Regions from separate parts of the Homo sapiens genome. Here region 1 is linked to region 2. Evidence: chromatin loops called from intact Hi-C (ENCODE). Cell type or tissue: mammary epithelial cell. All regions are shown on one strand. Each heading gives the region's core, and the rest is flanking DNA. Links, peaks and the distances in the headings are about the cores only. Region 1 overlaps TSHZ2 (teashirt zinc finger homeobox 2). Region 2 has its middle 48 kb from the start of TSHZ2.

Region 1 (10,142 bases), core at 1,434-9,433, 160 kb before region 2:
ACTTGGAAAAGCATCTGATCCTGGGCAAAAAAATTTCCCTTTTTTGGTTGACCTCAATTCTTCTCTCCATTCATGACAGGCTGTTGCTCAAGAAAGGGCAAAAGGTCTAGCCATGTGAGAATCTGGTATTATGAATTCTCCTCCTTCAGATCATCACATGGCTTGTTTTCTCACTTCCTATGAGTCTACTCATAGGTTCCTTTCTCCGCAGAGCCATGCTTGGCCATCCTATCTAGCATGAAACCCTCCACCCCATCCCCTGACTCTTCCTCTACCATCTTCTTGGCTTTGTTTTCTCCTTAGCATTTCACGTCTAACATGCCAGCTAGCTAATATATTCATTTTTTATTTTCCTTCTCCCTTACCTGAATTCTTAGGCAAGAACATTTGATTGGTTCATTGCTATATCCCCAGCTCCTGGAAGGAGAACTGGCATTAAAAGATAAGTCTTAAATGCAGACACTCCTTATGGTGCATGCCATCTCAGCAACCACAGAACTGTGCAAAGGGAAGACACGGTTTCAGGACACGAGTTCCAGTTAACAGAGGCAAATTGAGGTGGCCTATAAATAATTGTTAGGATGAACAGAGCTGTCCATACTTCTATTTTATGGTTAAGGCCACCAGGGAGAGGTTGTTATTTGCCCTATATACATCATTCCTGACAGGAGGTTTCTCCAACAATCACCTTCCAAAGAACCAATGTGGTAGACACACTTGGGGATGATCTATTCAAGCCATACCTTCCCTTCCACAAGAACTACTTGCTCCTCAAGCCCTAACAGACTCCACCTCAATCAGAGACAAATGGACTGAAAGTAGGCTACCCACAGAGAGCCAAGCTTTTGGTAGAGATTAGCCCAAAAATCTGAATGGAGATATGGCGATCTTGAGAGAAGGAAAGTCTGAAGGAAGGTGCAAAACACATATACCTTTTGGTTCATAAAGATACCTGGCTCTACCCTCTCCGACATCCCACTCAACCCCACCTTTGCATCAATTCCCTGGTCTATGCCAGCGCCCTCCTTAGACATTTTTGTTGTTACTGTTTAGTTGTTATTGCTTAGTTTCCTTTGAAGAGAGTTATTCTTCCTTACAACTAAAGAAACCTTGATTGAGATGCACAGTGGGCAGCTGGCACCCACCCCACCACTACTGAGCTACCAAGAGACCAGAAGACACGGCCTCCATGCAAAGAGATTGGTGCAGATGGAGAAGTCAGGATGAGGAACAGCTGGAGACCATGCCACATGCACAATAACCCTAGGCCTTGAGAGGCACAGGTGAGGTTGAGCGCAGCTGGAGAGGAGAACTTTGAGAAGCCCTCATGAAGGTCTGCCTGGCTTGTGGTTTAATGCTTACGCCTGAACGCCACCACTGAGCCCTGCGTGGGATTACTTCAGGGGGAATTTGAGGAAGTTGAACTCAGTAATGGGCATGACTTTGCAGCTAGGCACCTTTCTGGCCCTGAATCCTGGGGGCATAGTGTTTAAGATCATGAGGTCTAGACCACCTGGGTTTAAATCTGAACTTTGTAATTTATCCTGGGGAAAGTCCTTGCCCTCTTTCAGGGGCCTTCATTTCCTTATGTGTAAAATGGGAATAATAAAATAACACCTAGTGTACAATGCATACAAAGTAATTGACAAGGGGCCTGGCATGTAAATAAGTGTTCAATAAATAACAGCATTGAACACCTGAGTTTGTCTTACTTTAGGAACCAAGCCACTACCACTATGCAGTTTCTCCTCGGTGTGTTTCCCCACTGACAGCCTGGTCATATTTCAGATTCTCCAAGACATGCAAAAGTTCTACCTAAAGTGAAATATCGGTCTTTCTTTCTTTCTCTCTCTCTCTCTCTCTTTCTTTTTGAGATGGAGTTTCATTGTGTTGCCCAGGCTGGAGTTCAGTGGCGCGATCTTGGCTCACTGCGACCTCCGCCCCCTGGATTCAAGCGATTCTCCAGCCTCAGCCTCCCGAGTAGCTGGGATTATAGGTGCCCGCCACCACGCCCGGCTGATTTTTTTGTATTTTTAGTAGAGATGAGGTTTCACCATATTCGCCTGGCTGGTCTCGAAGTCAGGAGACTTCAGGTGATCCACCCATCTCAGCCTCCCAAAGTATTGGGATTACAGTCGTGAGCCACCACACCCAGCATCTATTTTTCTTATTTAACAAATGCACCATGAGCTAGCACAGGACTAAATTCTTCATGTATATGATAAAGCAGGTATTATTATCCCATTTTGGAGGAAAGCAAACTGAGACCCAGTGAGGTTACATGGCTTGAAATAGGCCTAACAATCTAATAAATGATTATTAATGTCTACACAGAAAAAACCCAAGCATCTTACTTTCTCAGTAAATTGCTTTCAGAAAAGCTAAATGTTAGTTCAAGCCTTGGTTTTTGTCTTGGTGAAAGGCACTTGCATAAAAAAGTATGAACTGAGCTTGACTACTGGTTTTAAAATACAGAATAGGTGCTTAACCAAAGAAGGAAGGAAGGAAGGGAGGGAGGGAAGGAGAGAGGGAGAGAGGGAGAGAGGGAGGGAGGGAGGGAGGGAGAGAAGGAGAGAAGGAGAGAGGGAGAGAGGGAGGGAGGGAGGGAGGAAGTTTGGTTGGAAAGGAAGAAAAACAGAGGAAAGGATGAATAAATTTTTAAAAATTGAACATGAAATTAAGAGTCAATCTTGCTCAAAAATTCCCACCTATAATCAGAATGCTCCTCACTAACCAAACTGATAGAAGTTTAGTCAACAAATTTGTCATTTGTCCTCTGTATGGATTACAGCATCATTCAGTTTTAGCTAGTGACATATTGTTGGGCTGAATCTTAAATAATGCCCAAACAGTGAAAAATCTTAGTGGAAAAAACCCCGACAAAACTAAGTCCACTTGAATATCCAAATTGCTTCAAACACTCTTTAATACAATATAATTCCAACACAAAAATAATTCCAAGGGTTCTTCAAAATTCATTATAAAACAATTTAACCGATATATAAACACTTGTTCTTGATTCCAGGACCTGAAATTAACCAGAATAAGTGGAATGAAAAATCTTTTGAGTAATTGCTGTGTATTTTGTCGTTCTTTACTTTTCCTGGGTTATAAAATTTTTGTAGTTATGGAAGTGATCTTATTACTTATGACAAATTTGATTAGTGGCTATTCTGTGGCAAACATTATGAAAAATACCTTAGCTATGTTATCTTATTTAATTTTTAATAATATTTTAGTTTTTTTAAATCAGAGAAACTTAAACAATAATAAAGAAGGCTTATGATTTTACCCAAGATAAATCAAATGATGTTAAAAGACAGAAGTAAAAAAAATGCAATAAATGCTTACAGTTAAAAAAATTCACATAGAAAGGGAAGAAAACTTATAAAAAAAATAGACATTCCCTCTTCAAGTTATCAATGCAAACTGGAAATTTTTATAATTCCTTCCAGTAAAAACAGAAACAGAATTCCATACTATCTCATTTGCTTTTAGTCTTTATAACGGTGAAGCAAATATTACTGTCATGCCCAATTTATAGATGAGGAAACTGATACTTCAATTAGTTAAATAATTTGCAGAATGTCTCACAGCTGGTAACAATGACAGACTAAGGTTTGAGCCTGAATAAACAGAAACAGGATTTGAACCAGTCTGTCTGACTTCGAAAACTGTTTGTTCTTTTTATCAGGTAACCTGATCATATCTGATAGTCCTTTTTTGGCTTTCCGATGTGATCAGCAATATGAAAGAAGTAGATATGGCGAAAAAAGGATCACCGACCCTGGCTATACGGTTAAAACCGATAGAAATGTGAGGCTTCAGAATATATTTTTGCAGACCTATTAATTTGGAAAGCTATTTACAAGCCTCAAGTCAGGCCTACAAGCAATGTCTTATTTACCTCCCTAAGGAAGGTCACATTTTGGGGTCCTATAAGTAAAAATAACATTGATAGCTACATTTAAGGGAGAATTGGAAAACTCAAAGGCATGGTGTGATTCATTGGTTGGACGATTGCACAGATGCCTAACTGTAAATGCACACACATAAAGAATTCTAATAAATCTAATAAATGATTAGCTGTATACCTACATCAAAATTTGGACTTAGATGGGACACCTATTCAATCTGTTCATTTTATACACAGAAGGTTAGGTTGCAAGTAGTGGTCATTTTGTCAGCCAAAGACAGAGCTGGGGGAGTCCTCTGGCCTCCAAAACCCCTCTGCTGAGGACTCTTTCTGAGTTACCACCACTAAGTGTCAAGGCTCTGGCCTTGCCTCCATCTAACCAGGAGCACCCTGTTTCTAATATTCCCATCAGAGAAGAATTTGAAATTTGCTGAAACTATCCAGTACAACATTTAACAAGATTTGGCATGGACAGTTTCTCAGGAATTACTGCTTTAAATAGCCAACACCTTCCCATAACGGACTTTGTGATTTCATAGATGAAAGCACAGGTTTTTCACCCCCACATAAAACCAACTCTTGCCAGATAGATTCTTTCACATTTAGGTGGCTTATCATTTCCAACTTTGTTTAGACAGCTTTGCAGCTGCCATTTTGGAGAAAGGGCATCGGTGAGGGAATCACCAGGGCACAGAAGTCCTTTGAAAGGCTTTAAAAATGAGTTCATCCAGCTAAGACAATGTTTTCCAAAAATAATGTACTTTGGCTTAAAATGTAAAATTAACATCAAATGAAGATCTCTTAAGAAGCTCTAAAATGGAGATGACTATCTTAGTAGCGTGTAGTAGGTACTTGATGCAATCAGCGTGTTCTACACAGGTAATTACTTTTACTACTAATGGTGCCTCCCACTCAGTGAGAAAGATAAGAGGCTCCAACTCTACTTAATCACGAGGCTTCTTTATTATGGCTCGACCACCTACTGAGTAAAACAATTCGCTTGCTCTATTCAGCAACTCTCACAAATGAGAAAAATTTATTAACATGTGAGCAGAATGGGACTTATTTAGTATGTACAAAGGGGATTACCACATGATTTAAAAATACATAGACCATTCAAAGAGTTGTGTGGGTCATCTTGAGTGAAGGCCTTTCTGGAAAATGTTTATTTTTGTAATGTTGAAGCTGGTTTGCAACAACTGTCCAGTTCAATGTGCTTTGAAGCTATTTAGAAGTGTCTGTTAAGAGAAGGGAGTGACGAAATTACACAAATACAAAGTCAGTGACGGGTGACCTTGGGTAAGTTATTCATCTCCTCTGGGCTATTTTCATATTTGTGGAATGGGAATAAGAACAAAAATATCTGACTGCACTCCAGCCTGGGCGACAGAGTAAGACTCTGTCTCAGAAAAAAAAAAAAAAGAATAAACATATTTGTTTCATACTTACGTACAGTCAGTCTAATATAAGGTGTTTGTGTGTTTCTAAAAAGGACCACAGTCTTCTAAATTTCACAATAAAACCCACAGAGCTTACGGGGAAAATGGGTTTGGGAGAACAAAGCTCCTGTCAGTAACATATAATAAAAAAGCAGGAACCTAATACAAACAGTAGCACCGTTTTATGCAGGTTAAATGGTGAAAAAATTTATAAACACCGTGATAAATAAGTATTTTACCTTAATAAAGAGCCGTGGAAGTGGGTGTTGGAAGTGGTGGGAGGAGTGTTACCTGGAATCCTACAGCGTTGTAACAGCAATTGTGCATGGGTGGGTGGGGCTTGTGGCACACCAGCTGAAGGAAGTGAGTAGATGTTTGAGGTATGTGTGTGTTTGCTTTTGTGTATTTCTACATGGCCTGGTTCAGCTGGGTGCAGTTTTCTGTGTTCAGTGTTTCTCAAGGACGAAGTCACACGTACACAAATGCAAACTCAGTGTCAAGCTGAAAGTGTATCCACCATTTTGGAGCAAAATTATGTTTTAAGGAAGCATTGGCTGGGCACAGTGGTTCAGGCTTGTAATTTCAGGACTTTGGGAGTTTGAGGCAGGATCACTTGATGCCAGGAGTTTAAGACCAGCCTGGGTAACATAGCGAGACCTCATCTTTACAAAATAAAAAATAATAAGATAATAAAAAAAACAGGTGGGTGTGGTGGCACATGCCTGTAGTCCCAGATACTTGGGAGGCTGAGGCAGGAGGACTGCTTGAGCCCAGCAGTTTGAGGCTACAGTGAGCTATGATCATGCCACTGCACTCTAACTTGGGTGACAGAGAAAGATCCTGTCTCTAAAAAACATGTTTTAAAAGCAGTATTATAGCAGAACCGACAGCATTATGAAGATTAAAGAAGCTAATGTTTGTCACTACACAGTGGGACCTTAAGAAGTGTTATTTTTGCCTTGATCTCCGTGGCTGCCTCAATTAAACTGGTGTCAAATTCAATCCCAAACTCATAGCTGGTGGACTTAGGCTGTTCATCTCTTTGTTATTCTGGATCAACAAAAATGATACGACTCTAAAGCAGGTGTCCCCAGCCCCTGGGCCGCGGGCCGGTACAGGTCCGTGGCCTGTTAGGAACCAGGCTGAATAGCAGGAGGTGAGCGGTGGGCGAGCGAACATTACCACCTAAACTCTGCCTTCTGTCAGCAGGGGCATTCGATTTTCATAGGAGTACGAACCCTGTTGTGAACTGTGTATGCGAGGGATCTAGGTTGCACATTCCTTAGGAGACTCTAACTAATGCCTGATCATCCGAGGTGAAAGACTTTCATCCTGAAACCATCCATCTCCCCTACCTTTGTCCGTGGAAAATTGTCTTCCATGAAGCTGATCCCTGGTGCCAAAAAGGTTGGGGACTGTTGCTCTAAAGAACTGACTTGCAATGTTAATAGAGGATTCAATGCATTTGTTAAATGTGTACACTTGTACCTTTGTCCTTGCCTACAACAATATCATTTCCTGTAAAGAGATTAAGCACAAAGCCAGGAAATACCATCCTCTTCCTTAAGACCAAGTTGAAAACTACTCTGTAAGAAGCAGAAATTTAGTGGCCCTTGGGAGGAAAAAATGGTGTTACTATTCACAATGTTTGATTAGCACCAGGGAAGGGCAGACCAATTTCTCTCTAGAGCCTTTTAGTAAGAATTAATGGGAAACACATACATAAGGCTCTCTATGCGTCTGGTACCATAAGAGCTCTGGATATATTAACTCGTTTAAGATTCGAATCATTCTACATAATTGCTTTTCGGGTCTTGATGTTTTTTATTAAATTAGGTAAGCTGAGCTAGTCTGGAAATTCAGTCAGATTTCCAGTTAGCTAGGCAACAAGTTTTCATTGGGCAACAACAACTTGAAGAGACTGAATAACCTAAGTTGAACTTTGGAGTCAGACCAATCAGAATCACGGCTTCACTCATAAGCTATGTGTATTAGGACATATAATTCAACTTTTGTGGACCTCAGGATCTCTTCTGCAAAAAAAAAGAAAAAAAAAACAGAAAAAGAAAAAGGTTACTAGTAGCTATAGTAGCTATCTGCTGGTGCTTTTGTGAAAATTAAATGAGATAAAGGGTATAGAGTGGCTAGTGTGATAGAGGGCACAGTCAGCACTCAATACATTTATTTATAGAGTTATTATCGTTTTATTACCAGTGTGGGGCCAGCTGATATTCACTTCGTTAGGCATATTGGCACATAATCCAGCTGTTTGAAATAGTGCCTGGCTCAGACCAAAGCCTTGGAATTTGGCCTCTAAAGACTTGAAGTCTCTGCATTCCTGATTTTTTCCTTTCTGTATTCCCAATACACAGGATTATTCTGTCTCTGTAGCGCTAAGATGCCTTAAACATAGCAGCGATTTGAGAGGGTTTTGCACTTGCTCTGCAGATTAACCTCTTCCAGTGTGAACATGTCACTGTCTACGTTAACCACTGTCTGGCAACCCGCATGAGATATGCACACTGTTGTCTCTATTTCTCATCTCTCATTTATTTTTCAACCCACCCAGTCTGGCTTCTCCTCCCATTGGTCTACTGTGAATGCTTTTACTAAGTTCACCCAGGAGCTCAGCCAAGTTAAGTCCAGTGTGCATTTTTTCAACTTGCACCTTACTGACTTCTACTAAAAGTAGTTAGTAGAGCTAACCACTTTTTCCCTCTTGAGACACTCTCTTCTCTATTACTTCCTATTTTGACAATCACCCTATGTTGATAGTCTTCCACGCTCTCCAAAAGCTCATGTTTTGCAGACTTTTTTCCTTTTCAATGTTGGATATTGGCCTTTCTCAGGGCTTAGTCTTTCTTCCTCAATAATCTCACCCTAAACATGCTCGTCCACTGCCAGGGGTTCATTATGTTCTATTTGCTAGGACTTTGACATTGATGTAATTGGGTATTATGTTGAAATCCAGATAAGTACCCAATGGTCTTCTCCCTAACTCTTGAACATCAAACTTAACAGTTCCCAAATGGAATTACGATTTTTACCTTTACCAAAATTTTCCCCCACTCCATTATTCCCAGCGTACCTCTAAATTTACCATATAGCCAAGCTCTATTGATTTTTACCACCAAATCTATCTCAATCCACCCACTTCTCTACATCTCTATTGCTGCCAGCCTAGTCTAAGCCACCATCTTTTTGTCACCTGATTATCACAGTAACTACCTCACTGCTGTCCTTGAATCCATCCTCATTCTACTCCAATACATCCAGCAAAATGCAGCCAGGGTATTTTTCAAAGATAATTTATGATGTAATCCTGTGACTAAAAACCTATAATAATTCCTCCATGCTCAAAGACCACATCGAAAAGTGTTAACATGATCCCAAATATGCCAGAGTCCCTCTAATCCAGTTTTATCTTGTACCATTTCATGTCTTTTTTCAAGAAATATTTAACGAGTATTTATTAGGTGTCAGGCATACTGTAGTTCTTGGACTTGGCAAATCTTCTACAATGAACAAGTATTACTCAAAATTTTAATTTAAAAAATGTCTAGGTGTTCATTCAAAGGAATAGAAAAAAAGCTGTCATGAAATGGTTAAACCCACATTATTTTCTCTATTCTGAGTAATCCCCCTAAGTGCAAAACTCTTTACTCATATGTTTTTAGATTTTGGGTTTAGATCTTTGACTTCAGGAAATCTCCCTTTCTTAGCGTGAACACACAGATTTTGCAGTCTAAAGCTGGATTCGTGATTGATAGAAGCTCTTCGCATGTCATTCTCCCTCCTTTCCGATAGATTCACTCTCAGAAACAGTCATGCAAACTCTGCCTACGCATTCAGTAAATTGGAGAAGTTGACATTCTAAACATCTAAAAGGTAAGGATTTGGGTAACAGAAACTCACCCACATTGTACACAGGGCACATTTCAATTTTCTGCTGCAGTACTCAGAGGAGATTAGAGTGTTCACAAAGTTAAGAAATTTCAGAACAGACAGGGAGAGTGAGCAGCCAATTTCCATTGCATCTTTGCAAGTGACTATCAGGAAATTTGTTATTAATTTTGTCCAAGGTGATGTAATCCAAACATTAGTCACCAACCTCCTTTTCAGCGATAACGAATGATCTATTAATTGCCACACTGACTGGCCTTTTGTCAGGCTTTGTTTTTCTTTGACCTTTGTGCAGTATTTGATACCTCCACTACCCTGTCTGTGTGACTCAGGCTTGGCTGCTGTGTATGATGTGCCTAAACCTCCTGGGTCGTCCTCCCTTCTGTTTGCCTTTCTATCTCTGGATCATCCAGAATTGCTCCTAATATGTGGACAGGTCCCAAGACTCTGGTCTTGTCAATCTTTTCTCCCCTTGCTAACTCTCCCTTCTCAAACAAAACTAATTCACTCTCACAGCTCCAACTGTACAGATGATCCCCAGAGTATTATCTTTTTTTTTTTTTTTTTGAGGTAGAGTCTTACTCTGTCATCCTGGCTGCAGTGCAGTGGCACAATCTTGGCTCACTGCAACCTTTGCCTCCAGGGTTCAAATGGTTCTCCTGCCTCAGCCTCCCAAGTAGCTGGGATTACACGCACACGCCACCATGCTATTTTTTTTTTGTATTTTAGTAGATACAGGGTTTCACCATGTTGCCCAGGCTGGTATCGAACTCCTGACCTCAAGTGACCCACCCGCCTTAGCCTCCCAAAGTGCTGGGATTACAGGCATGGGCCATCGTGCCTGGCCTCCAGAGCATTATCTTTACCTCTCATCTCTGCTAAGC
Region 2 (10,142 bases), core at 1,359-9,358:
TAAATAATTAAATAAGAACATGGGAGAAAATAATGTCTGTGAAAGTACTTGGTTAACTTAAAATCCACCAAAGCAAACATCCACTAGATCTCAAACATTACCAGCAGCCGCATTACGTGGAAGCTTTACTAAAACACAGATTGCTGGGCGTCACCCCAGAATTTCTCATTCAGTTGGTCTGGAGTGGGGCATAGGGATCTGCATTCCTAACAAGTTCCCAGGTCATGCGGATGCTGCTGGTCCAGGGACCACTCTTTGAAAAATCATTGTGGTAGACAGCAAGCTCCATGTGGTCAAAGACCATACATATTTACTGACTCCCAGCATCTCCCTTGATTCCTGACACTTGTAAACACTCAGTAAACATTTTTGTGTGGATCACAGCCATGGGCTATCATATATGGGGAAAGTGGATACTGCACACAGTTTAAGGTGTTCTTTCAATCCTTTGGGGAGTAGAAAGGGTCCTCTTTCTTATTATTACAACAGGACTAGTGGGTTTGATTGAGAAAAATGGGAGTCCTCAGGAAGTAAGATTAGGGGAAAGTCAAGGATCAGAGATGGCTTCCTTTTTAGGAGTGCAAGGAGACAAAAAGGGACTAAAAAGAGAGCTAATGAGTCTGTTCTAACATTCACTTGGCATCCAGAGAGACCCCCGCAATCCCAGCCGGCAGCTAACTGCTGGCTGCAATATTTATAAGTCTTGCTCTTCTGACTAGGCACGGCCCGCATCTCTGTGCTGCGGCCACCTGGGCTTGCTTTCAATCCTTCCCGGGTGAAAGGCACCCTATTCTCACAGGTCCTCCACACTTGCTGTTTTTTTTTTTTTTTTTTTTTTTTTTGCCTTTGCCTTGTTTGCTCCTTAAACTTCACACCTCTACTCAAAAGTTACTTCCTCCAGAAAGCCTTCTTTTGTCCACCTGAACTAAGTCAGAGACTTCAATCATACATTCATGTTAAACATGCTCATTTTTTCACAGTTCTTCATAGCTTGCAATCATACTTTCTTTTTTGGTAACTACTGTTCACCTCCCAGTTTGACTGGGAGCCCAAGAGAGCTAGGAGCTTATCTGCTTTGCTTGTGTCCCCTACACATAACCTAGTATCTGGCCTATAACTTGTATTTAATAAATATTTGTTGAATGAATTAGTAAGACATGAATATGGGCTCCTGCTATGGTCTGAATGCTTATGTTTCCCTAAAATTCATATGTTGAAACCTAATCTCCAATGTGTTGGTATTAAGAAGTGGAGACTTTTGGGATTTGATTAAGTCATGAGGGTGAAACCCTTATAAATGGGATTAGCGGCCTTATAACAGAGACCTAGCTAGCCCCTTTCACCATGGAGGATGCGGAAAGAAGGTGCCATGGATGAACCAAAAGTTGGGGCCCTTACCAGATACCCAATACACCAGCACCTTGATTTCAGACTTCTCAGCCTCCAGAACTGTGAGCAGTAAGTTTCTATTGCTTACCAGCCACCCACTAAGACAAGTCCCGTCCTCATCCATCCTGCTTTGTCATTACATGATTGAAGTCACCAAGTGCAGGCCCACATGTATGTCTCAATTCCCACAGTCCAGGTTCAATTCCAAAGTATGCTTTTATCATTTGAAGACCCCTCTCCTATTTTAGGTTTCTCTGATGCCTTACCTTTTCTGCCCCCAACTTCAGAGGCTGAGAATGAAAGATTAGACAAGAGTCAGCTTCCCACAGGGAAGGAGAGAAGTGAGCAGTGATAATAACACCAGCAACTTGGAAACAGGCAACTGGCACAAGGCCCTACTCGAATCTCCAGTACAAAGGGAGGAAGGCAGACCCGAGAGTATCAATAAGTCACAGAGGGGAGAACCTATGAATGAAAGAAACTTCTAAAAGTATTATTAAAATGTTGGTTTGGGCCAGGTGCGGTGGCTCACCCCAGCACTTTGGGAGGCCAAGGTGGATGATCACTTGAGGTCAGGAGTTCGAGACCAGCCTGGCCAACATGGTGAAACCCCATCTCTGCTAAAAATACAAAAATTAGCCCGGCTTGGTGGCAGGTGCCTGTAATCTCAGCTACTCGGGAGGCTGAGACAGGAGAATTGCTTGAACCCAGGAGGCAGAGGTTGCAGTGAGCCAAGATCACGCCACTGCACTCCAGCCTGGACGACAGAGTGAGACTCCGTCTCAAAAAATAAATAAATAAATAAAAATAAAGTAAAATGGTTTGCTCAGTTTTCTTTCTGAAGGGCAGTCTAACATCAGCTTGAAGAAGCACTTTTTTAGCACCAGTTAAGCCACAAAGGCTGTTGTGTAGAGCCAGGGGTTGGATGAAGGATTTGGACTGTCTGATCACAGCCTGTCACACCTTTAAGCCTGGTTTGTTTGTTTTTTTAATCATTGCCCAGTTTATGAATCATTGTTTCTACTTGCTTTAGAAATAGTCATTCTCTACTTTTTCATTTTTAGATTGAACTTGTGCTGGCTTTTTATATATCCCTTTGGTGTCTTACCTGCTTAATGAAAGAAATACACAGTGCTTTTAAACAACCATAAACACGTGGAATGGAAAATAAAAACATTTCTATTATTCATCTTTCAGGGATAACCAGTTTTTCCCTTAAATTCTTTTACAATGTCAACACAGACATGAATCTCTTAGTTTATGATTTTTTAAATAACAAATGTTGTAATGCCAAACACATTGTTCTGGAATTAACTCTTTTTATTTGCACACTCTTAATCACCATTCGTGCCAGTTCTTATGGGTAACCTTATTCTGGTAACAGATTTCTATTCTGTGTTATTTCACACAATATTGGATGCTTTTCCTAACAAAGGTATTGACATTGTTTCACTTTAATATGAAATGATGATGAACGTTTTTAAACATATAGCTTTGTTAACCTAACAAACCTATCCACTTTCTCGTCCTCCCTCTGGAAAGAAGCATGTCCGCTGAAGACTAGCCAAAGGAAATCCTTTACTTAATAATTACCACTGGCTCTTGGAAAACAGAAACCCAAGACCCATTCATTTCTTCATTCACTTTTGCGTCGAACATTTAGTATACTCCTAAGAAGTGCCAAGTATCATTCTAAACACTGGTGAAATACACAAAAGAAGGCTCTGCTTTTATGGGTGAATATTTATTAGGGAAACAGAAAATAATAAGTAAACAACAACAACAACAAAAGAGGATTTCAGAAATGGAAAGATTAAACCACCCATGGGAAATTAAGGGAAAGAGTTTTCCTAAAGAAGGAACAGCAAGTTAATGACTTTGGAGGGGTGTGAAGAAATAAACATGGTTCCCTGAAGGCGTGGACAGGTGCACAGGGCTGGAGCCCAGGATTTTGTGGAAATTAGTATGAGGTGGGGCCTAGGAAGGAGCAGAAGGGGCCATATAAGGTAGGACTGTATAGGTCATGGGAAGGACTTGGTATTTTATTAAGAATTATGGGAAGCCACAGGCTGGGTGTGGTGGCTCACGCCTGTAATCCCAGCACTTTGGGAGGCCAAGGTGGGAGGATCACTGGAGGTCAAGAGTTCGAGACCAGCCTGGCCAATATGGTGAAACCCTCTGTCTACTAAAAATACAAAAATGAACTGGGTGTGGTGACACGCACCTGCAGTCCCAGCTACTAGGGAGGCTGAGGCAGAGGAATCGCTTGAACCCAGGAGGCAGAGGTTGCAGTGAGCTGAGATCATGCCACTACACTCCAGCCTGGGTGACAGAGCAAGACTTTGTCTCAAAAAAAAATAAAAAAAGAATTATGAGGAAGCAGAGGAGTGATTAAAATCTAACATGTATTTTAGAAACCATCATCCTTTTGCTGGGTTGAAATTGCCTGGAGTGGAATGGATCGTCAGAGAGCAGGTTACTGCTGGTGTCCAGGAAACAGACAGTCGAGACAGTCTCCATCCAAGAACAGGGAATCCCAACAGCTGCACAAATCCAGGCAGTACAGCTCTGAGTCTCAGAAATGAACACCCGATGTACTCAAAAGATCAGTCGGCTGCAATCCCAGATAGACTAGCATGAGCCAGGTAAAAGAGAACTAGGAGATCAAGACAGACGACATTAAACACCCAAGAACCAACATCACTTCAGTCTGAGGAGCATGGGATCCCCAGGGAGCTGAGTCATTGAAGATCAGAGTATCAGAGAGCTATCACTGTGTAGGATATTGACTTAACCGAGGTCTTTGACCTTCACAGGCCTTTCATCTCCAGGCAGCAAAGACCCTTGAGGTCAGCACCACCCCTTCAACATATCTCTCTGGGCTTGATGAAACAAACCAGAGCTTCACGGTGATCTCTGACCTTTTTGAGGCAGGAAGTCATATTCATAAATTTGAAATATCTATGTTCTGGTCAGAGGGAAGATCATTGCTGGGGTTACCTCTTCAAAAGTCTTTCTGGGTCCACCCCCTTTGTATCCGGCATCTGTACCTCATTGGCTCAAATGACTTGTCATTCCCTCTATGAACCTAGCACCTGGAAATTTGAATGACTGAAGCAAGGAGAGCAGAATTTTAAGAACTGCCATGCCCTGAGGGAAAGTTTATGATTTAGCATTCTGCTTCCAGATAGCCCGCCTCCAGAAATAGTCACACATGTGCACAAGAATATCTGTGCATTGTTGTCCAAGGAATATTTTTGAGCATATTTTCCCAGTCTTGTAAACAACACAATATAAAATTATGGACGTCTGTCTAGCAGTGCCATTGTAGGTGTGTGCACTGGAAAGTTCTAGAAATACACATTTTTTGACAGCAGGAGGAAGAATTTCATACTTTCTATAATTTTGCATTAGGTTGAATCACGTGAAATTGCCACTTTTTGTAAATAGAAAATGACTCAAGATTGGCAATTTCATATGGTTAATTCTAAAAAGACTTAAATTGCGGAGAGGCAGGAGAGCGAGGTTGTTAAAGTAATGGGTTCTGGAGCAAGGCAAAATGACCTCCAGGGCTAACTCTGCTTCTTCCTACCTGTTTAACTTTGGGCAAGTGGTTTCACATCCCTGCCTCAGTTTTATCACTTGAAAGATGGGAATAATAATAGTACTTAGTTCAGAGTGCTGCTGTGTGAATTAAATGAGTAAAAGGGCTTTTAACTGTGCCAATGCAAGCCTTCAATCAGGGTAGCTATTCATTTATCAAAACATCTATTATTACTTTTGAATTTTTTTTTGAAAAAAAAAAAAAAAGAAAAGGATTTGCCTAGAATATGCTTGAAAAGTTCTTTCCTTGTGGTGATGAGAGAAAACTCCAGGTGGATTCCTTCATTATAATGTCCCGTTGTCTAGGAAATGTGCCTTGGACCCTTGGCAGTGCTTGGGGACAGCATGACACTCACAGCCAAGCAGCCTTATTGCTCGTAGTGAAGCCCCATATTTCCTGAATTTCCTCGGTCTTCTCTCGCTCAGCTCTTCCCTTCCCCCCATTACTATTTATTTACATGGCATCTTCCTGCCCTTTTAATTATATCACCAACATATTTGTAAACTCATTCATTTCCCATCCCCTTTCCATTCTCTGTGCACTGCTCTAAATATAACCACAGAAACAAAACAATGCAGTTCCACAAACAAAGGCGCCTCAGCAGGGCAAGCAGAACCCTCCAGTAGGTCTTGAGTCAACTGCTATTTCTCGTCTTCTTCTTTTATAAACCAGCCCCCAGCTCTCACAATAGAAAGGGTGGGAACCCTGATTAAATGGTATGCATTACTTAAGAGGGAATTAAAAGTGATGCAAAGGTTTTCATTAAACCGCATTAGGCAAGGGTACTCAAGAACAAAGTTGCCTGGGTGGTTTCCAGTGTGAATGCCTAGTTTCTGAATCTGCAATGACTCACTTGCTCAAGAAAGAATTGCTTGCCTGGCTAATTGCTTAATCAGCCAGCCACATGCCTTTCCCCCACCTTGCATGGAAAGCAGGACTATGTGTGAAGGATTGAGAATGGGGTGGCGTAGAAAGGTAATTACAGGTATTGAGAAATGAGCATCCAGGGAAAATGGAAATTTATAAAGATGTGTGAAACGCTAAAGTTTTGGCTGATTTTCTCTGGAATCACTGAAAATACTAACAATATTTATTTTACTTACAATGACTGAAAAGGGTAACAATAAAAATATTTACTGAGCACCTAGTAAGTGCCAAGCACTGTCTGAGGCATGAGTATACCATGTTAAAAAAGACAGCCAGAGCCCTGTCCTCATGGTCTTGTGTTTCAGTGGTGGGAGTAGGGAAAAAGCAAGTAAAGGAATAATTGCAATAATTTCAACTTCTGGAAACCCTGTAGGGGAAGTAATGGGGGGGTAGCAAAGGAGGTTAACTTGAGGTCAGAGATGTTCTCTCTGGGAGGTGGCATTTGGGTTGAGACCTGAAGGGTAAGCCACATGGGAGAAGTGGGAAAGAAGTGTCCAGGCAGAGGGTGACAAACGCCAAATTCCTGAGCTGTCAAAGGCTTGTAGCTGAGAAACAGGAAGGGTCAACTAGCTACTGCAGGTTGTTGCATAAATTATTAGAAGCACATCAAGTCTCAGAACCAGAATGGAATTTTTAAGAAAACCAAAACCAAAAAGGAAAAATTACTTACCTCGGATCACCCAACTCATGGGTAGTGAAGCCACAGTGAGAACTCAAACTATCTAAATTACAGGAGAAGGACTTTATCTATTGCAAAATGGAGCGTATTGAATACAAACAGTTTACATCAGCAGCCTGCTTCCAGTGTGTCTGTATAGTTTTTCCACTATGCTAACTTTGGGGTAATTTGGGGTTCAAGATTTGATGCTGGCTCTTACTAACCTCTAACCTTTTAGAGGTTTGAGGTAAGTTTGTCCCTTAACTTTCCTGAAGCTCATCTATAGAGTTTCATGCAGAGTTACATAAGGTGTATACCAGTACCTGGCACACAGCACATATGCAAAATGTAAACTATCATCGCTATTACTATTATTCTTTTGTCAATATTCTCTCTGTTCTATCTTTTTTTTTTTTTTTTTTTTTTTTTTGAGACGGAGTCTTGCTCTGTCGCCCAGACTAGAGTGCAGTGGCACGATCTCGGCTCACTGCAAGCTCTGCCTCCCGGGTTCACGCCATTCTCCTGCCTCAGCCTCCCAAGTAGCTGGGACTACAGGCGAGCACCACCACGCCTGGCTAATTTTTTTTTTTGTATTTTTAGTAGAAACAAGGTTTCACCATGTTAGCCAGGATGGTCTCGATCTTCTGACTTCGTGATCCGCCCGCCTCGGCCTCCCAAAGTGTTGGGATTACAGGCATGAGCCACCACGCCTGGCCCTCTCTGTTCTATCTTAATAGTCTCCATTATAGAAGACTGTATTATACATCATTTTACATTCCATCTCCCAATGTAGAATGGGCTATATAGCATAACAAACGGCTTTATAATCCAAACATTTGCTCATTTATCACAGCAGCAACTATATATCAAGTGCTGCGGGAGAAGTGAGGAAAACAAAAAATTTTACTGTGGCGATAAATCAATTGTGTCATACTTGGTGTCAGCTTCAGGGGATTGAGTCCTGGATCTGTGACTTATTAACTATGTGATACCAGGCAAGTTGCTTAACTTCTCAGAGTCTCAGGATTCACATCTGAACGATGGGGAGAGTAGCCCATATAGCATGGCTTTGACACGGAGTAAATGGCTTGATGCCTCGATCACTGACTCCGGGATTTGGAATATAATAATAGCTCCTAACGGCTAGTTCCAATTGGCCTCACCATTCAAGAAGCAAAAATTTGAGGGGGTAGAAACAAGAGGTGAGCAATTTGAAGAGGTTCATTACAAATTAAACATACTGGGGGTGCTTCTCCAGGAAGCAGAGATCTCATAAAGATTCTGGAGCTGATTCTGAAAGAACGGATAGGAATTTTCTCAAAAGATGGGGAAAGCACTTCAAATAGCAAAAACAGCGTGTGCAAAGGCACGGAAGCTTGAAACAAAACGGCTTATTGGGGAAATGCGAGGTCACCTGGGACGGCTGTTTAGTGCACTGGAGGATGGGAAATGGATATTGAGCAGTAAGGCAGAAAAGGTCGAAATTCCTTCCTAAAGAGTGTGTGCTCATTATGCTTATGGCCCCAGATTGTCCCGTAGAGGCATCTAGATCACAGTCCAAAAAGATTTTCAATCTTAAGCAAACTCCTTTTCTTTTCTTCCCAACAGCTGAGAATGAAACAAAACTGTTGCATCAAAAACTGAATATAGGGACAACCTTGTAGATATAAGATGCTAAATGCCAAAGTGCTACGTGAGATTTGCCATTCATACTCACCTAGGGAGTCCCAGCTTTGGCCAGACTCCCCATCCCCATTAGTAATGTGGTGACATTCAAGGGCATTAAGTAATGCTTGATGCCTGAAATGTTATTTTGAGAAAATCCCATGAAAATAAAACTACAGCCAAAGTAGAAGGCATAATCATGCCTTTGGAAAGTAAACTGGAGGAAGTTTATCCTCAGGTAGAGAAAGGAGAGTTCATCAGGGTTACCACAATTACCCAGGCATGTCAGAATAAAACAGGAGCAAAGAAGCTCCCCTGAATAGTTACCAGATGAGGACTAACATCCTCACCATGACACAGGCAGCCCTTACATTGACATGACCAGGATCCATATACAACACCCTTCTTGAATTTAATGATCTAATTTAAGGCCTGACAAACATACTGTTTTTTCAAGGGGCTAGGAATGGCCCTCCCTTTTCCTCGAGCAAAGTAATTATTCCCCCAACTTGAAGCAATAGTAGTGAAAGCACTTTTTGTTTCTCCAATCCTCTAGTTGAACCCCCAGGCTAAGATTTTTTTTTTTTTTTTTTTGTAAGGCATTGTTCATGCACAGTGACATAGAATTTCATTTGCCGGGTTTCAAGTATTAAGAGCACAACACAAAATCTAAGCAATTTTAGACATGTGTCAATCTCAAATAAAAAAAAGCTTTGTGCTGGCACAGAATGTCAATGCTTGAATTAAAGAGATGGAGAATTTCCCTGAGCGAGAGCTGTACATGCTGACATAATACATTGTTAAGGCTCTGTGTTACGATACAACCAATATGTTTTAATAATTTATTGGTATTTATTTAACACACAATACTGTCATACCAAATCTAAACCAAGAGGTCTAGGTTCCTCATTGATTCATGTGCATGGTTCTTATCAGCATCATTAGATGTTTCCTTAGAAAATTCTTTTGCTTGTGACAAGATTATAGAAGGGTGTCTCAGAAACCTCATGCAGGCTGTATTCTGGTATCACCTTCTGGGGACCCTCAGTGGGATATTGCTGAAAGGATTTAATGTGGTTTTGTATTTTTTCTTCTTTACTTATCAGACTTTATCTCCCGATGAAATCACTGCTCTAAGAGTTAATCTCATTCGAACACTTACTCAAAATCTAACCAGCTAAGAGAATGCCACAGGCTGATGCGGAAGCCTGCTGGATACAGAATCTAGGTTGAATTCTTCTGGACTGCCTTAATCATTAATTCATCAGCTTGAGGATTCATTCATCTTTATTTCACTATTACCTAATGAGGATAATGGAGGCTATCAAAATCTAAAGGCTAATCATTTTTTAAAGTGAGTATTTGATAATTATTAATTAATAATAATGTCAACAATAACCTTAATTTTCCAGGTATTCCCCCTAGAGATTTATATTTTAATTATACTTGCCATGAGGACAAATGAACTCTCCTAGAATTAAGCTTTGGTTTACAATTTTCAAATCACAGGAGCAGGGAGAAGCTATCTTCATGTAAAAATAATCAGACTTCTTCTTTTTGAAGAGCCTCAAATGGCAGTGATGAAGAGAGAATAAATACAGCTGATGAGATTTAGTGTGACATCAGTAATTCTCAAAGGGACTCCACACCATAGAGTTTGCTGGTATGGATGTTCATTGCTTTTATGGAGGTGACAGGCCTGACCTGTCAGCTACTAGTAACACCCAGGACAGACTAGAAATGTCACAAACTACTAACAGTTACTACGCAAGATATCAAAGGATGTGTCTAGAAAGGGGTGGCTCTTCAAAACTGGCTTAAACCTGTTTTAAAGTTCCTGTTTCTTTAATAAACCTATCCTTTTCTCTTATGGATCCTAGAATTTATTTATAAAAATTT

Evidence for each region. Hi-C counts contacts between places; a loop is a spot of excess contacts. Peaks named below come from ENCODE experiments on the same cell type or tissue, not always from the same donor. Only the 100,000 strongest peaks of a DNase experiment are listed, where the experiment ranks them.
Region 1: it touches region 2 in a loop (8-fold over the local background); 2 of 110 quality-filtered maps call a loop at or near these places.

The regions. Positions count from the first base shown.
Region 1 is chr20:53,077,094-53,087,235 of GRCh38, reverse strand. All of the region lies in intron 1 of TSHZ2 (teashirt zinc finger homeobox 2), which reads right to left. Among named protein-coding and RNA genes, the nearest start is that of TSHZ2, 110 kb to the right of the region's middle. In mammary epithelial cell, for the core only: no CTCF peak of the experiment used is centred there; a DNase peak (open chromatin) is centred at 5,715; H3K4me3 peaks cover 345 bases; H3K27ac peaks cover 1,978 bases.
Region 2 is chr20:52,918,944-52,929,085 of GRCh38, reverse strand. No RefSeq gene overlaps it. Among named protein-coding and RNA genes, the nearest start is that of TSHZ2, 48 kb to the left of the region's middle. In mammary epithelial cell, for the core only: a CTCF peak has its summit at 5,916; DNase peaks (open chromatin) are centred at 2,375 and 5,785; H3K27ac peaks cover 2,577 bases.